Regions from separate parts of the Homo sapiens genome. Here region 1 is linked to region 2. Evidence: read pairs that join two places in POLR2A ChIA-PET (ENCODE). Cell type or tissue: CD4-positive, alpha-beta T cell. All regions are shown on one strand. Each heading gives the region's core, and the rest is flanking DNA. Links, peaks and the distances in the headings are about the cores only. Region 1 has its middle 77 kb from the start of MUCL1. Region 2 overlaps TESPA1 (thymocyte expressed, positive selection associated 1).

Evidence for each region. ChIA-PET counts read pairs that join two places held together with the same protein. Peaks named below come from ENCODE experiments on the same cell type or tissue, not always from the same donor. Only the 100,000 strongest peaks of a DNase experiment are listed, where the experiment ranks them.
Region 1: POLR2A ChIA-PET joins it to region 2 with 6 read pairs; 2 of 35 experiments call an interaction of 5 or more read pairs at or near these places.

Annotation. Positions count from the first base shown.
Region 1 is chr12:54,773,038-54,781,917 of GRCh38, reverse strand. No RefSeq gene overlaps it. Among named protein-coding and RNA genes, the nearest start is that of MUCL1, 77 kb to the left of the region's middle. In CD4-positive, alpha-beta T cell, for the core only: no CTCF peak of the experiment used is centred there; no DNase peak of the experiment used is centred there.
Region 2 is chr12:54,973,025-54,981,904 of GRCh38, reverse strand. TESPA1 (thymocyte expressed, positive selection associated 1) reads left to right here. Exons shown (of 11, transcript NM_001136030.3): 2 at 7,298-7,505; 3 at 8,386-8,428. The coding sequence starts at 7,343. Among named protein-coding and RNA genes, the nearest start is that of TESPA1, 7.3 kb to the left of the region's middle. RefSeq lists enhancers at 6,879-7,388, 7,389-7,900. In CD4-positive, alpha-beta T cell, for the core only: no CTCF peak of the experiment used is centred there; a DNase peak (open chromatin) is centred at 3,824; H3K4me3 peaks cover 3,102 bases; H3K27ac peaks cover 3,978 bases.

The DNA.
Region 1 (8,880 bases), core at 2,470-7,469, 200 kb after region 2:
TTTCTTTTGCTGTGCAGAAGTGCTTTAGTTTAATTAGATCCCATTTGTCAATTTTGCCTTTTGTTGTCATTGCTTTGGTGTTTTAGACATGAAGTCCTTGCCCATGCCTATGTCCTGAATGATATTGCCTAGGTTTTCTTCTAGGGTTTTTATGGTTTTAGGTCTAACATTTAAGTCTTTAATCCATCTTGAATTAATTTTTGAATAAGGTGTAATGAAGGGATCCAGTTTCAGCTTTCTACATATGGCTAGCCAGTTTTCCCAGCACCATTTATTAAATAGGGAATCCTTTCCCCATTGCTTGTTTTTGTCAGGTTTCTCAAAGATCAGATGGTTGTAGATGTGTGGTATAATTTCTGAGGGCTCTGTTCCGTTCCATTGTCTATATTTCTGTTTTGGTACCAGTACCATGCTGTTTTGGTTACTGTAGCCTTGTAGTATAGTTTGAAGTCAGGTAGCGTGATGCCTCCAGCTTTGTTCTTTTGGCTTAGGATTGACTTGGCAATGTGGGCTCTTTTTTGCTTCCATATGAACTTTAAAGTAGTTTTTTCCAATTCTGTGAAGAAAGTCATTGGTAGCTTGATGGGGATGGCATTAAATCTATAAATTACCTCGGGCAGAATGGCCATTTTCACAATATTGATTCTTCCTATCCATGAGTATGGAATGTTCTTCCATTTGTTTGTGCCCTCTTTTATTTCATTGAGCAGTGGTTTGTAGTTCTCCTTGAAGAGGTCCTTCGCATCTCTTGTAAGTTGGATTCCCAAGTATTTTATTCTCTTTGAAGCAATTGTGAATGGAATTTCACTCATGATTTGGCTCTCTGTTTGTCTGTTATTGGTGTATAAGAATGCTTGTGATTTTTGCGCATTGATTTTGTATCCTGAGACTTTGCTGAAGTTGCCTATCAGCTTAAGGAGATTTTGGGCTGAGACAATGGTTTTTCTAGATATACAATCATGTCATCCGCAAACAGGGAGAATTTGACTTCCTCTTTTCCTAATTGAATACCCTTTATTTCTTTCTCCTGCGTGATTGCCCTGACCAGAACTTCCAACACTATGTTGAATAGGAGTGGTGAGAGAGGGCATCCCTGTCTTGTGCCAGTTTTCAAAGGGAATGCTTCCAGTTTTTGCCCATTCAGTATGATATTGGCTGTGGGTTTGTCATAGATAGCTCTTATTATTTTGAGATATGTCCCATCAATACCTAATTTTTTGAGAGTTTTTAGCATGAAGCATTGTTGAATTTTGTCAAAGGCTCTTTCTGCATCTATTGAGATAATCATGTGGTTTTTGTCTTTGGTTCTGTTTATATGCTGGATTACGTTTATTGATTTGTGTATGTTGAACCAGCCTTGCATCCCAGGGATGAAGCTCACTTGATCATGGTGGATAAGCTTTTTGATGTGCTGCTGGATTCGGTTTGCCAGTATTTTATTGAGGATTTTTGCGTCGATGTTCATCAGGGATATTGGTCTAAAATTCTCTTTTTTTGTTGTGTCTCTGCCAGACTTTGGTATCAGGATGATGCTGGCCTCATAAAATGAGTTAGGGAGGATTCCCTCTTTTTCTATTGATTAGAATCATTTCAGAAGGAATAGTACCAGCTCCACCTTGTACCTCTGGTAGAATTTGGCTGTGAACCCATCTGGTCCTGGACCTTTTTTTGGTTGGTAGGCTATTAATTATTGGCTCAATTTCAGAGCCTGTTATTGATCTATTCAGGGATTCTTCCTGGTTTAGTCTTGGAAGGGTGTATGTGTCCAGGAATTTATCCATTTCTTCTAGAATTTCTAGTTTATTTGTGTCAAGGTGTTTCTAGTATTCTCTGATGGTAGTTTGTATTTCTGTGGGATCGGTGGTGATATCCCCTTTATCATTTTTTATTGTGTCTATTTGATTCTTCTCTCTTTTCTTCTTTATTAGTCTTGCTAGCAGTCTATCAATTTTGTTGATCCTTTCAAAAAACCAGCTCCTGGATTCATTGATTTTTTGAAGGGTTTTTTGTGTCTCTATTTCCTTCAGTTCTGCTCTGATTTTAGTTATTTCTTGCCTTCTGCTAGCTTTTGAATGTGTTTGCTCTTGCTTTTCTAGTTCTTTTAATTGTGATGTTAGGGTGTCAGTTTTGGATCTTTCCTGCTTTCTCTTGTAGGCATTTAGTGCTATAAATTTCCCTCTACACACTGCTTTGAATGCGTCCCAGAGATTCTGGTATGTGGTGTCTTTGTTCTCGTTGGTTTCAAAGAACATCTTTATTTCTGCCTTCATTTCGTTATGTACCCAGTAGTCATTCAGGAGCAGGTTGTTCAGTTTTCACGTAGTTGAGCGGTTTTGAGTGAGTTTCTTAATCCTAAGTTCTAGTTTGATTGCACTGTGGTCTGAGAGACAGTTTGTGATAATTTCTGTTCTTTTACTTTTGCTGAGGAGTGCTTTACTTCCAACTATGTGGTCAGTTTTGGAATAAGTGTGGTGTGGTGCTGAGAAGAATGTATATTGTGTTGATTTGGGTTGGAGAGTTCTGTAGATGTCCAGTAGGTCTGCTTGGTGCAGAGGTGAGTTCAATTCCTGGACATCCTTGTTAACTTTCTGTCTCGTTGATCTGTCTAATGTTGACAGTGGGGTGTTAAAGTCTCCCATTATTATTGTGTGGGAGTCTAAGTCTCTTTGTAAGTCTTTAAGGACTTGCTTTGTGAATCTGGGTGCTCCTGTATTGGGTGCATATATATTTAGGATAGTTAGCTCTTCTTGTTGCATTGATCCCTTTACCATTATGTAATGGCCTTCTTTGTCTCTTTTGATCTTTGCTGGTTTAAAGTCTATTTTTTCAGAGACTAGGATTGCAACCCCTGCCTTTTTTTGTTTTCCATTTGCTTGGTAGATCTTCCTCCATCCCTTTATTTTGAGCCTCTGTGTGTCTCTGCACATGAGATGGGTCTCCTGAATACAGCACACTGATGGGTCTTGACTCTTTATCCAATTTGCCAGTCTGTGTCTTTTAATTGGAGCATTTAGCCCATTTGCATTTAAGGTTAATATTATGTGTGAATTTGATCCTGTCATTATGATGTTAGCTGGTTATTTTGCTCATTAGTTAATGCAATTTCTTCCTAGTTTCGATGGCCTTTACAATTTGGTAAGTTTTTGCAGTGGCTGGTAACGGTTGTTCCTTTCCATGCTTAGTGCTTCCTTCAGGAGCTCTTGTAAGGCAAGCCTGGTGATGACAAAATCCCTCAGCATTTGCTTGTCTGTAAAGGATTTTATTTCTCCTTCACTTATGAAGCTTAGTTTGGCTGGATATGAAATTCTGGGTTGAAAATTCTTTTCTTTAAGAATGTTGAATTTTGGCCCCCACTCTCTTCTGGCTTGCAGAGTTTCTGCCGAGAGATCCGCTGTTAGTCTGATGGGCTTCCCCTTGTGGGTAACCCAACCTTTCTCTCTGGCTGCTGTTAACATTTTTTCCTTGATTTCAACTTCAGTGAATCTGACAATTATGTGTCTTGGAGTTGCTCTTCTCGAGGAGTATCTTTGTGGTGTTCTCTGTATTTCCTGAATTTGAATGTTGGCCTGCCTTGCTAGGTAGGGGAAGTTCTCCTGCGTAATATCCTGCAGAGTGTTTTCCAACTTGATTTCATTCTCCCTGTCACTTGCAGGTACACCAATCAGGCATAGATTTGGTCTTTTCCCATAGTCCCATATTTCTTGGAGGCTTTGTTCATTTCTTTTTACTCTTCTTTCTCTAAACTTCTCTTCTCACTTCATTTCATTCATTTGATCTCCAATCACTGATACCCTTTCTTCTAGTTGGTTGAATTGGCTACTGAAGCTTGTGCATTCATCACGTAGTTCTTATGCCATGGCTTTCAGCTTCTTTTAAGGACTTCTCTACACTGGTTATTCTAGTTAGCCATTCGTCTAATCTTTTTTCAAGGTTTTTGTCTTCTTTGCAATGGTTTCGATCTTCCTCCTTTAGCTCGGAGAAGCTTGATCATCTGAAGCCTTCTTCTCTCAATTCATCAAAGCCATTCTCCATCCAGCTTTGTTCTGTTGCTGGTGAGGAGCTGCACTCCTTTTGAAGGGGAGGGGCGCTCTGATTTTTAGAATTTTCAGCTTTTCTGCTCTGCTTTTTCCCCATCTTTGTGGTTTTATCTACCTTTGGTCTTTGATGATGGTGATGTACAGATGTGGTTTTGGTGTGGATGTCCTGTTTGTTAGTTTTCCTTCTAACAGTCAGGACCCTTAGCTGCAGGTCTGTTGGAGTTTGCTGGAGGTCCACTCCAGACCCTGTTTGCCTGTTTATCAGCAGTGGAGGCTGCAGAACAGTGAATATTGCTGAACAGCAAATGTTGCTGCCTGATCGTTCCTCTGGAATCTTCATCTCAGAGGGGTACCCGGCCGTGTGAGGTGTCAGCCTGCCCCTACTGGGGGGTGCCTCCCAGTTAGGCTACTTGGGGGTCAAGGACCCACTTGTGGAGGCAGTCTGTCCATTCTCAGTTCTCAGATTCCATGCTGGGAGAACCACTACTCTCTTCAAAGCTTTCAGACAGGGACATTTAAGCCTGCAGAGGTTTCTGCTGCCTTTTGTTGGGCTATGCCCTGCCCCCAGAGGTGGAGTCTACAGAGGCAGGCAGGCCTCCTTGAGCTGTGGTGGGCTCCACCCAGTTAGAGCTACCCAGCCACTTTGTTTTCCTACTCAAGCCTCAGCAATAAAGAGCACCCCTCCCCCAGCCTTGCTGCAGACTTGCAGTTCGATCTCAGACTGCTCTGTGAACAATGAGTGAGGTTCTGTGGGCATGGGACCCTCTGATCCAGGTGCAGGATATAATCTCCTGGTATGCCCTTTGCTAAGACCACTGGAAAAGTGCAGTATTAGGGTGGGAGTGACCCAATTTTCCAGGTGCGGTCTGTCACAGCTTCCCTTGGCTAGGAAAGGGAATTCCCTGACCCCTTGTGCTTCCTGGGTGAGGCAATGCCTCAGCCTGCTTCAGCTCATGGTCGGTGGGCTGCACCCACTGTTCTGCACCCATTGTCCAACAAGCTCCAGTGAGATGAACCCAGTACCTCAGCTGGAAATGCAGAAATCACCCATCTTCTGCATCACTCACACTGGGAGCTGTAGACTGGAGCTGTTCCTATTTAGCCATCTTGGAACTGCCCCAGGCTCTTTTTCATAAAGGCATCAGTAGAATTTTCATGTCCCTGATAGATACCAGACAGCTGGTTTAATTGATAGACATAACAGTCTCCTCAAACAATCCTTTTTCAAATTTCTTCCCATAAAATGGACCGTGGAATGTGTCTCTATATTGCCCCAGGCCTTAATCTCCCTTAAATCAAGGACGTTTCAGTGACTCACGTCTCACACCAATTTTTTAAAAACTTTCCCATTGCCCTTTCCTACATTTAAAGGGGGGATATATCTCCCCTTCACATATATAAATATTCATTACACGTGAGACTCCTAAATATATCTTCCTCATACTTATAAATGTTTAATCTTGCCTCTATCCCATAAATGCTGGAGGCCAATTCAAAGGTGTGTAGTCTTCCCAGGACCTATTTGAGTCTAAATTCTCACCACCTCTACCACAAAAAAAAAAAAAGAAAGAAAAAGAAAAAACACTGTCAAGTGCAGCTGTACACCATTTTGTTAACTGTGGGTATCACTACTATTGGTCTGGGTGCTTTCATTGGTCTGCAATCCAGACCTTCCAAGTAATTGCTCAATCAATTATGGGAAATGCTGAGGCCCACATGCCATCAAGTTTAGTTAATACAAGCCCTCCAACCCAAACCTTGTAAGCTTGCTCATCACCAACCAAACCAACAATTGAGGCAAAGAGCCCACAGTCATTTAACAAATTAGAGGTCTGCCCATAGGATAATGCTGGAGCTCCAATCTCAGCCATAGATATTTTAATTGGCAAACAGCCTGACATCCTATTAATAACTTATACCTAAACCGAGCCATATGATTTAAAACTCATTTGCAACAGAACCCTTCTTATCACCCATCTGGGCAAAACCTCTAATTGTTGGAAATTGTGAGATTCAGCCACTCTTAATTGGGGTTTTAACTGTCCCAATTAAGTTCTAGAATTTCAGCTTTGCTAGGTGTGCACCCACAAGGCCCTACATGTAAGAAATATTTACAAGTCAAACTTCCAGTTCCAATGTTGTCTTCAAATTATGCAAACAGCTCAGACTTGTTATTATACCATAAAAGACACAAACACAATACCCACATCAACCTGAGCAGGTCTCTACTTGGAATGTATTCCCCATTCCCACATTCCAGATGGCATCACCTCAGCCCAGGAGCTCACTTCTGTAAGTGACACCACCTCAGATGACATCATCCCAGAGCAAGACTTCATCTTTGGAAATTACTTTGCACCCTGTGCTGGAGATGTATTTACCCCAGACATTAAAACCTCTATTCCAGTAATGTCCATGGACTGCTTCTCCTAAGGTGCTAAAAAATTGTACACAGAACATTTATTGCTCTTCTTTTTTTGATATTAGGGATTCTATTTGTTTTCTGAGCTCACAGACTGTTTAGCACATGATGTTGGTAAACTCCTTGCTCTCTACCAAAACATGCACTCCTACACACCCATGCACAGAGGGAAATCTGGGTGAGGTTACTACTATCTGTTCCATTCTAAAAAGTCAGTAGATATGATTGCCTTCCCCAGGAGGCAACCACCTCATATAAGTAAGTCCCCCCGGAGAAAAAACTCCCAGTACTTCCCACTTCTAGCTTTCTACCAAGGCCTCCATATGATGTCAAAATATCACAGGGGCAATTGTATTAACCATGTTCTTTATTTTCTGTATTCTGATACTTTGATATCTGGGACTTTGCTGACTTCAGAGGGACTGCCCCTCCTAGGTTAGCCAATTCCTAGAAATAGTAAACTACTTGACTAAGAGTACACCTTTCAAATATAAACCAACCATTCCAGAACCCACACAGTCCTAACTACCACCTTCACCAGGCTCTCGTGCTCTGGACCACTATCCACTTGCTCTACTTAGCCCAGGGCCAACTACTAGATGATTAGGGATTGCCCCTAGGCTCCAGAGTGTGCTGAAATTATTCAAACTAGCCAATCCTAGGCCTGCTTACCCTGCCTTAATCATTCCTTCCTTCCACAGAAACTACAAAAAGGCTGTTGCCCAGTTTCCTCCTCTCCCTCTCTGCCTCCTGACCAACCTGTGCTTCTCCATGTGGCCCCTCATGGTGTTGCAATGGCAATTGTCTCCTGATCTGTTGGTCTGATTATATCTCAAATTTTCTGTTAATGCACTGTAGTTTAGAGCACTTTCTGAGTTCAGAAGGGTATTCACTAAATGAGGAGCTAACATACACCTTTTTTATTTTTCCTCTTCAAATCCATAAAATTTTCTGTAACAAAGTAGCCCACACTTGGATTTCTTTTATTTTGCAGTAAAAGAAGACCCATTTTCCAAACTATACTGCCAGTCCATTGGCTACTACCAAAAAAATCAAAAACCAAAAAAATCCATACCATATCACTATTGTTATCTAGTTCCTCTGATGCCATGAGGATGCTCCTCTTAATTCTATCCATTGAGCACATTTGTCTCTTCCCTCCTCAATTAAAATGAAGCCATCAAGTAGTCACAGTGCTGGTGCTTTCTAAATTGAGTTTTACCCTTCTGTCCTCAAGCTATCATCTATAAATCATGCTACTTGTTTGGCACTCTCTGATAATTGGTCAGGGAGAATGGGGTATGCATTTAGCTATGGGATTAGGTAACTTATCAGGGGATCTAATGTAGGGAGCAAAGACAGAGACACCACCTGTTCATGTATATGGATCAGTAGCCCCAGTGGTACCCAGTGTCATATGTTCTTGAATATGTTGTTTCCATTTAATGAGGGAGTGCCTCTGTGCCTCATCCCTATTGGAATGATATCCTATGACATGATGTACATTTTCACTCTCAAAATAATTTTATGTCCATCAGTTTGGACATAAATTTGATTGAAGCATGTTCAACCAGAGCCCAATAATAGGCTAGTAATTACCTTTCAAATGGAGTGTACCTTGAAGCTGCTAGTCCAAAGTTTCTAGTCTAAAAATACCAGTAATTGCCACTAGGTAGCAATAATAGGCATTTGCCAAAGGCTCCAGTTGAGTGACAATGAGTGCTAAAACTTCCAAAATCATTTCAGCACAAGAGTCATAAGATCTTAAAGATCTAGGTATTACTAGAACTCATTGAAGCCAGGTGCAGTGGCACATGCCAGTAGCTCTCGCTACTTGGGAGGCTGAGGCAAGAAGATCACTTGAGCCCAGGAATTCAAGGCTGCAGTAACCTATGATCACACCACTGCACTCCAACTTGGGGGTCAGAGAAAACTCTGTCTCTGAAATAAATAAATAAACCATTTTGAGACTATACAGTTTAGTATTTAATTGTTCATTCAACCAATAGTTTTTGAGGCAACCAAAGCAAAAACAGACAAATGGGATTACATTAAGTTAAAGAGTTTCTGCATAGAAAGGAAACAATTCAACAAAGTGAAGAGACAACACACAGAAAGTGAGAAAATATTTGCAAACTACCTGTCTGACAAGAGATTAATAATCAGAATTTATAAGGAGTTTAAACAACTCTATAGGAAAAAATCTAATAATCCAATTTGAAAATCTGCAAAAAGATATGAACAAATATTCCTTAAAAGGAGACATACAAATAGCAAACAGGTATATGAAAAACGGCTTAATATCATTGATCATCAGAGAAATGCAAATCAAAACTACAATGAGATATCATCTCACCCCAGTTAAAACGGTTTATATCCAAAAGACAGGCAATAAGAAATGCTGGCAAGGATATGGAGAAA
Region 2 (8,880 bases), core at 1,729-6,728:
AGAGGTCTGTCTCATACATGTCCCCTAGAGCACTAAAGGCAAACCTGGGACTGGGCCTTGGAAACCAAGTGTGGCAGGAGGAAGGCTGTATGATATAAAGGAAGAAAGCATGCATCTGGAACTCAGAACTTGTGAGTTTGGTTCCCATTTAAAACCACTAATATTCTTTGTGACTCCAGGCAAGCCTGCTTCTCCCTCCCTCTCTCTCTCTCTTTCTCCCTCCTTTCTCTCTCTCTTCAGTTTCCTCAACTACAAAATGAGTGAACAGGATTAGGTAATCTCTCTGGTCCCTTTGGGAATTAGGTAAGAAAGAAAGACTTTTTTTTTTTAATATATTATACTTTAAGTTCTAGGGTACACGTGCACAATGTGCAGGTTTGTTACATATGTATACATGTGCCATGTTGGTGTGCTGCACCCGTTAACTCGTCAGTTACATTAGGTACATCTCCTAATGCTATCTCTCCCCCCTCCCCCCACCCTAGGACAGGCCCCAGGAAAGAAAGACTTTTCATTGCTTACTTTTTATCTCTGCTTAACACAGATTTAAAAAATCTTTTTCACCATCTTGATTTTATACTGTCAACTGTACCCTGCAATTCTCACCTTCTTCCTTCCTTCTTTCCTTCCTTATTCCTCAAGATGTTTCAACTTTAGTGAACATCTTAGACTGAGGGGAGATTCATAATCATAATCATATCTATCACTTATTAAGCACCACCTTTATACATCAGGGACTTAATATGTGTTACCTGATTACAACTGCCAATCACCCAACTAGTTTGGCACAGTATCTATTTTATGAAGAAAATTAGGTATAGACTAGGTGTGGTGGCTCACACCTATAATCCCAGCACTTTGGGAGGCCAAGGTGGGAGGATTGCTTGAGGCCAGGTGTTCAAGACCAGCCTGAGTAACACAGCAAGACAAAAGAAAAAGAAAAAGAAGAAACTTAGGTATAGAAGAAAAGATAGTGTTACCAAGGACAAATATGCAGAAAGCAGACAGAACTATGATTCCAAATTAGGCTTACTCTGATTCCAAGGCCCAAACTCTTTCTACAGTTTTCCTTTTCTTTAATTTCTAAATAACACTCTGAACTTTAAAGAAAAAGAAGCATTGGTCATCCTTACTGAGCCCCTTGAAAATTGCCCCATGGTGAAGTATCTGTAAGCAGAGCTGATATTTGTCAGGTGCAAACTGGTAGGCTAATAGTTGCTAAAATATTAAAATATGTCTACTAATGATAATTATCCACTTTCCCAAGCCCTCTGAGTGCCCATGACCAGCCCAGCTATCCCAGCTCTTTCCTCAAGACTCCCCAGACAGGCCCCAGAAATTCAAGGCCACATCAGCCATGTACCGGGCGGGGCCCCACCACAGGGCGGTGATGGTATCAGCTCTCATTGCTCTGTGGTGCCCCAAACCGTTATGAAATATTCTGAATGCCACAACAACCTGAAAGTAATGCGGAATTCCAGGCAGATTCTCTCCTCCCAACTAGAAGTTAGGTGGGCCCTTGCCAAAAAAACCACTCTGTAAGCCTGAGGAAGGCTAAACTGCTTCATAATCACCTAGCTGGAGTCAGAAAGGAAATTATTCTAATAACACAAACAAAGCAACACTTCCTGCACTAAGACTGTCACAGAACCAAATATAAATTACATTGTGTTTATGGTGCTTCTTCTCTACTAGACTATAAGATGGAGAGCTTACATAGATGCAAAATGGAGAATTTACTAAAATAACTTCTCCTTTTTTTTTAATCCCAAATTACATTGGATGGTGACATTGGGCCATTTTCTTATTCTAATGTCAGTGGAAAAACTATATAACATGGAGTCAGACCAACTTGAGTTTAAATCTCAGCACTACAGGGATGTGGCCTTGGACAAATAACGTATCTCTGTGAGGGTCAGGTAACCATAATCAGCTCTAAAGTGGTTGTCAGGATTAAGTTAAGCAGTTTACAGGAAAGTTTTATGGATAAATATGCAGTACTCTATACATTTCAGTTATTATGACTACCTACCTTTGACTTGCCCGTGTCAATGTGTAGTGAATCCCCACCTGCTTCCCTGGGAAAACAGAGACTAGAAATAGGCGATATTCTTCGAGTCATAATTATGACATACCTCTACAGGTTTTCTGCCGCTGCTACAGTTACTGCCTCTGATAATAATTTTTGTTGGAAGATACTCATTTCACAGCTCTTAACTCCCTCATCTTAAACCAGTGGAGGATATTTCTCCTGTCTAACCTCAATCCTATCTACTACAATTTCTGCTTTTAACTATAGCATCCTCAGAACAAGAATTATATCTTACTCCACTTGGCTGAACCCAGATTCCAGAACTCTTGAAAGATTGTGGAGAAGGATTTATGGAATGAACGTCTAGAGAAATGTAGAAAAGAGGAAAGAACAAAAGGCTGGAAATGGTAGCAGAGGGGGGACATGAGGGTTTGGGCGGATTCAGGCAAGAAGCAATAGTACCACTGTGGGAATTTCTTAGTTTCATGGGAAAATTGGAGAACAGATATCTACAGGCTTTATATTTCTATCCTCATAGAGAAGACTAAATATGATCACATACTATAAGCAGCATCAAGAGAGATGATAGATGAACTCCAGAAGGAAATTTTGATGAAGAAGTGAATAAAAACTTGAAATGAAAGACTCTGGAAAATATTTTTTTTAAATAGGAGAATTTGGTAGTTCAAGCTTCATAAATTAAGTCAGACTTGGGTGACCTTATGTTATGTCAACAAAGGACTGGAAAGACTATGCTCCAAGCCTTTTTCCTCTTCACTAACTGTGCAAAAATGTACATTAGGATCCAAGGCCATGAGGACAGTCAGGAGCACCCGTCCTATGACGAATACTAATTGGGGATAATTTCCCAGTGCCAGGGTGATTCTTGCTCCTCTGCAGGTACAGCACTTATGGAGTCCCTTCTTTTGCAAAGTACTGTGCTATGTTCTATGATGGGTTTAGGGGAGAAGTTACAAGTAGTGGTGAATGATGACAAGAGAGGTAGCCACTTACTGTCTTGTTGCATATGGCGCAGGCATGGGTGTTTGTTGCTACAGGTAGGACAGAGAAAGGAGATGACTTAAGTAGGCCCTTAAAGGGTAGAAAGAATTCGTTTGATTAGAGAGGAAGGGGGATGAAACTATAAGCTAAAGCAAAAAAGCAGAAAAGTTCAAGCAATGTTGAGAGTCAATGAGTAGCACCTGACTGACTCCCTGTATAAGTTCCTGTATGGCCTTCCTGTTCAGGCTCACCACTTTCCTGGATCCAATGTGAAGGTCGCATGTGCAGGAGCTCCATATGTTGGTGTTAATTTGAAAGGGAATTTGGTATATGGGAAGTAACTCTAGAGACCACTGAAGCATTTCGCATTTTTTAATGGGAAAAACTGTATAAATGCACTTTCTTTTATGGGTACTATTCCTATGCATATTTCAAACTCACCTAAATAAATTAATAAACATTGGTACTGGAAGTAAATTTACACAACATTGAGTCCAGCCAATCCCTTTCCTAGAGGATTAAACTGAAACCGTAATAAAAAAGCCTAACTGACATGCCATAAGTCAATTAATTGGACAAGTCAGAAAAATGTCCAAGTCTTCTGATTTCTAGTCAGTTTTCTTTTCACTGCACCAAACTCCATTGTATTATCAGTGTACGTTTTCGAATGACTTATTTGGAGGAAACATCTCCATATCTTTGTCTCTATTACAAGGGGCCCCAAGACCTACAAAGCTGCTATCTTGACATCTGTGTGCACTCGCTTTTTAATTCTGTCTAACACTCTCATGGCTGATGTGCTTGTCTGATAATCATTTGCCGCTTCCTGCAGATTTCCACAGAAAAAAAAACAAAAAAAAAACGGTTTCTTGTCTCCCAGCAGTACAGCTTCCTCCTATTACCACTAACCAGACACTACCATTTCTTCTTGCCTCTTGATATTGCTGTACTTATAGTATTCCCATATAACACTCCATGGACAGGGCTCTACAATTCAAGTGTTGCTGAGATTGGGAAAAAAATTATTTATGCAATTTCCCAGTCCTCTATCCTGTGTGCTAGAGTTGTGAAGATTAGCTTAGATCTACCTTGTGTCTTTTCTTCAAGACTTGAGATCACTATTACTTTTTCAAGTAGAAAAATTATTACATTCTCACCCAAATTGCCAGGAAAATGTCTGTCATTCTCAGTGAACACTTAACCTGTCTGGTCTTTTTATTGTCATACCTGCAATTGCCATTTATTTGTAAGCCTTTCTTTGGAACTCTTAAGCATTAAGGATTCTGCCTTCATAGGCATTTTCCTTTAAGAATTAACATTAAGTAAAACTTCTGTACATAGGACATAGAGACAGGGAGTAAATAGGGATTAGTCAAGAAAATGCAATCTTTGTTCTCAATTGTAGGAACTTCTAGGATAAAAACAAGTCTTAGAATAACCATCTCTCTTTTCTCCAACTTTCAACCCACAACATTTTTACATGCTTAGTAAGCACATAGTTACCAGCTTATTGTTACTGTTTTGCAGCCGATCTCCCTGCATGTGTCTCTGATGACTCTGGAAGGCACTGGGCTCCTATGAGGAAAGGGCACCTTCTAAACATTCACTCGTTTAGACAATGAGTATTCATTAAGTGGTTACAATGTGTGAGATTCTGTTTTAGGCATTAGAAACACAGCAGTAAATGACCCAAAATTTCTGTCCTCGTGGAGCTTGTATTCTAATCAGAAGAGTAAACAATAAATTGGGTAAATAAATAAAATGTAAGGTATGTTAGTGATAAGACCTAAGAAGAAAAAAATCAAGCAGAGAAAGAGCCCAGTGAAAGCGATTAAGGTAGGCTGTGGAAGCCAGGCATGGCTCCATGGAGGACGCTGGTTAAGAGCTGGACACTGCAGGGTGAGTGTGGCAAAGACTGAGGAAGATGAAGAGAAGGAGGGAAAGAATTTGAGAAAACCGAGGTTAAAAAAAGAGGTAAGTATTTTCAGGGGATGCAGAGGAAATTAGCCTATATTATTGCGATATATTTTTGAAGATGTGGGAGGAATGTAAAATAGATTCATATCACAGAGGACGTTGAAACCCCCCACCTCCATTTCAGTTAGTGAGATTCTGGAATTGTGCTAGGCAGTATAGGGGCTTGACATAAAATAGCACATCCAGAAGTTTGTAGTATTAGATGCATCAATGTTAGGGCTATAATGTTTTCACTGACAAACTGAGATCCAATAAAAGGATGAAATTTTCCAAGGTTATACCATTTGAAGTGGCAGAATAAAGTATGAAATCCAGATATTCCTCCCTCCCTCCCTCCCTCCTTCTTTTCCTCCTTCTCTGCCTACCCTCCTGCCCTTCTGCATTCCTGCCCTCCTGGCTTCCTGGTTTCCTGCCTTCCTTTTGAGTTCTACGACCAAAAATGTTCTGTGAGCTGAAGATTCCCAGTGATCTAGGGGAGGTCCATTTCCTTCGGGAATTAAAAACAATAGACAAGTCGGCCTTTGTGATTTTCTTCTCTGGGTTTTGGAACCAATCTCTTAAATATTTTGGATCACAGGACTAGGTAAACAAACTGATAAGACTTTTTAGATTCTTGTCCTAAGGTCATTCTAGTGGCAGTTGCATTAAATGCTCTGAAAGCTCTAAATACCAGGGTAAGTCTTCCAAGTCAGTAAGTTTGAAAGCTTCAAACATCACGATTTAATGGACATTATCTCCTCACGACAGCTCTGACCAAAGAATAGCAAGTCATCTCTGCTACTCCTCTTCGAGGCTTCTTTATGACATTAACTTCATTCAGTGATTTAATTTTCTCTAAAAGGCACAGGCAGTAGACAAAGAGCCACGTGCCCGGGGTTAAAGAGCAAAGTCTCATAGTGCTAACTACCGTCTCACTTGGAAGAAAAATATGTCTTGGACTGGACCTGAAGTGAAGGAAGTTAGATCAGACAACAGTAATTATGTATTATTTTTTCCTAGGTATGTTTTGCCTGTAACAAGCAGAGGCACTAAAAACAATTTTACTGCCCTAGGAATGCATTTTATGTTCAGGATGTTCTTTTCAAAAAAGCTATTTTAATGCCTATTTTGTTGGATGCCTCACTAATGGTTTTAAGTGTTGGAAGAACAGAAGTCTCTGTAAACTGGTAGTCTTCTTATTTTATTTTATTTTATTTTATTTTATTTTATTCCAATAGTTAAAAGTGTAGCTCTTAAGATGATGTTGTTTATGGCAGCTCGAGGAAATAGGGGGATAAGACCTGGAGAGTTTCAGCCCCACTCCTATTTGCTCAGTGTGGTGGGATGCAAGTGTGGCCAGCTGGGGAGAGGCAGCAGGACAGAGTATGAGCCAATGAATATTACATTAGCTTCAAGCTTTTTTAAGCTCTATTTGGACAATTGAATGATTCTTCCCCTCTGTTCCTCTTTGAATGTGTATCTAGTGCCATCATTGTGTCTCTTGGAAAAATACATCAATATTTGGTAATGTTACATGAAATATGAATCGACAGGATTAGTAATTGCATTGATGAGCTGAGGAATAAATTCATAGTTAGGTAGAAGCACAAGTTGACAAATTAGAAAGTCATTATCCTGAAGGTGCTGGCTGCTAATTGCTTAAGGCAGTGTCTCTCTGCTTTTAATCACAGGGTATTTTTTTTTTTCTGAGAGAAATCATATGTGGACTCCTAATATATAAAACAGGAACATAAAAAATCAAGACAAAAACTAAACAAACAAAACCCAGAATTCCTATAGTTGGAGTGACATCCTGGTTGTGGGACCTTAGAAAATCTGTTTTACCTTTGAGACCCTAAATTTTTTCATATGTCTTGATGAGGATTAAAAAATGAAGTGAATTTTATAAGTTGTAAACTTAAAGATGTTTTAGTCATAATGGAAGATTCTGGTAGACAACATTCTTAAGGATTAAAGAAAAAATGTTTTCTAATACAGCATTTCGATTACCCTGAGAAATAGAGATTCTTTAAGTCAGAAGAGTTTTCTTAATGTCCATTAAATCATGATGTTTGAAGCTTTCAAACTTTCTGGCTTGAAAGACTTATCCCGGTATTTAGAGTTTTCAGAGCATTCCTTTTTTGCAGGAGAGACAGAAAATGAGCTAGGCATGTCCTCCCTGCTTTTGAATGGTCAGAGAGACCAAGCTCCTTTGGGCAGACACAGGAAAATTCAGGGGGCAACCCTGAGCATCATGATGGTTTCTGAGCATATGATGAGGGAGTATCACTGTTTTTCAACTCTTAGGACGGCATTACTGTTACGGGAGGCCCTGAAGTCTGAGCCAGGGCCATGGAGGCCTCTGTGCTGAGCCCCACATCCTGGGAGAAACGGCGGGCCTGGCTCCGTCAGAGCCGTAACTGGCAGACCCAGGTCCTAGAAGAGGAGGCTGCCGCCGCCCTGCAGGATGTCCCAGATCCTGAGCCTTCCAGCCTGGATGACGTTTTCCAAGAAGGTAAGAGACGAACATCAGACAGGCGTCTATGTTGTCTGGCGGCAAAAGGTGACAGCAGGCCCAGGTCTGCAGAGTGTGAACAGGTTCCTTGTTTAGCCAGGCCCTCAGGGAGGACTGTTTTGACTGGTTTAAATATGTTTAGGAGAAAAGCTAAAGTAATACGAAATATGAATTATGTGAGAAAGAGACAGGCATAAGATTAGGAAAAAGGGAAGGGCACATTTTTGCATCATCCTGAGAAGCTTCTGTAAGAACCTGAGGCTGGGGGCTCTCTATGAATGCTTTGGGGTGTTTCTATTTTGTCTGTGTAACAAGACCACACCCAAGCTGGATGCCTGGACTCTGGCCACAATGCTGTCACTAACAAGCTGTGTGGCCTTTGGGAAGTCACTCACCTCTCTAAGACTTATTTGTCCAATTGAAGTAGTAGTACCTTTCCTACACTTCTCAGAGCTTCTTTGAGGTTCAGATGAGACCACAGTCATAAGAGTAAAACAAAAATTCTGATGGAAATAAATGCTTATTTGGTAGGAAGCAAAAAGCACAAAAACAAGATTGTCTTTCTTTTTCTTTTTCTTTTTAAATGAGAAGGATCCACCCTTGTGGGAAAGGAACTCTCAAAAGACAGCAGTGGGCCTGACATCTTGGGCACTTTCCAGGTTCTTGGGAGGAAGGGAGAAAAGAAGCAGAGAGAGAGAAGAAATATCTACTATTTTTATATACGGTGTATTCCTCTCATATCTTAAAGAAAAGCTTTATGTAGAAAAAAAGATTCATGACGCAGCTTATGTAAGAATAAACTTGTGGAATGGAATTAGTTGCAGGGAGGAGGTCTGATTTCGTTCAGTTCTCACAGTGATCTAGTGTCTGACTTTTCTAGGGAATCCAATCAATAAAATTGAAGACTGGCTGCAGGATTGCGGGTAAGTGCTGGACAGGCAATGGGGTGGTATGTGGCTGATGGTTGAATTTGCTAACAGACACAACTCCTGGAAACTCAGAGACGGGAAGATGGATTTGATTTGGGCCTAAAGATTAGAAGTAAGGTTGAGATGGTGGTTGGAGGGGTGTTGCGGGTTTAGGGTGAACTGGTGATCACAATTGTGAATCAAGTGCAACTTGGGGCTAAGACTAAATTAGGCACGAGGTCTAGGAATAGAGGTTGGGTTTGAGCTAAAGCTAAGAGTGGATGGGGAATAGTTGGGGTGAGTTCCAGACCCCTACTCCCCTGACTTCCCCCTTTAGATTGGAGTCTTACATTGTGTAACAAAAGGAATTGGAAACCTGATCATTCTTGCTGAAGAGCAATTCATCTGTGTTATTTATTTCTACTGCAGAGCACAGGAGAAGCTTAGGGTTTATGACAGTCATTCAA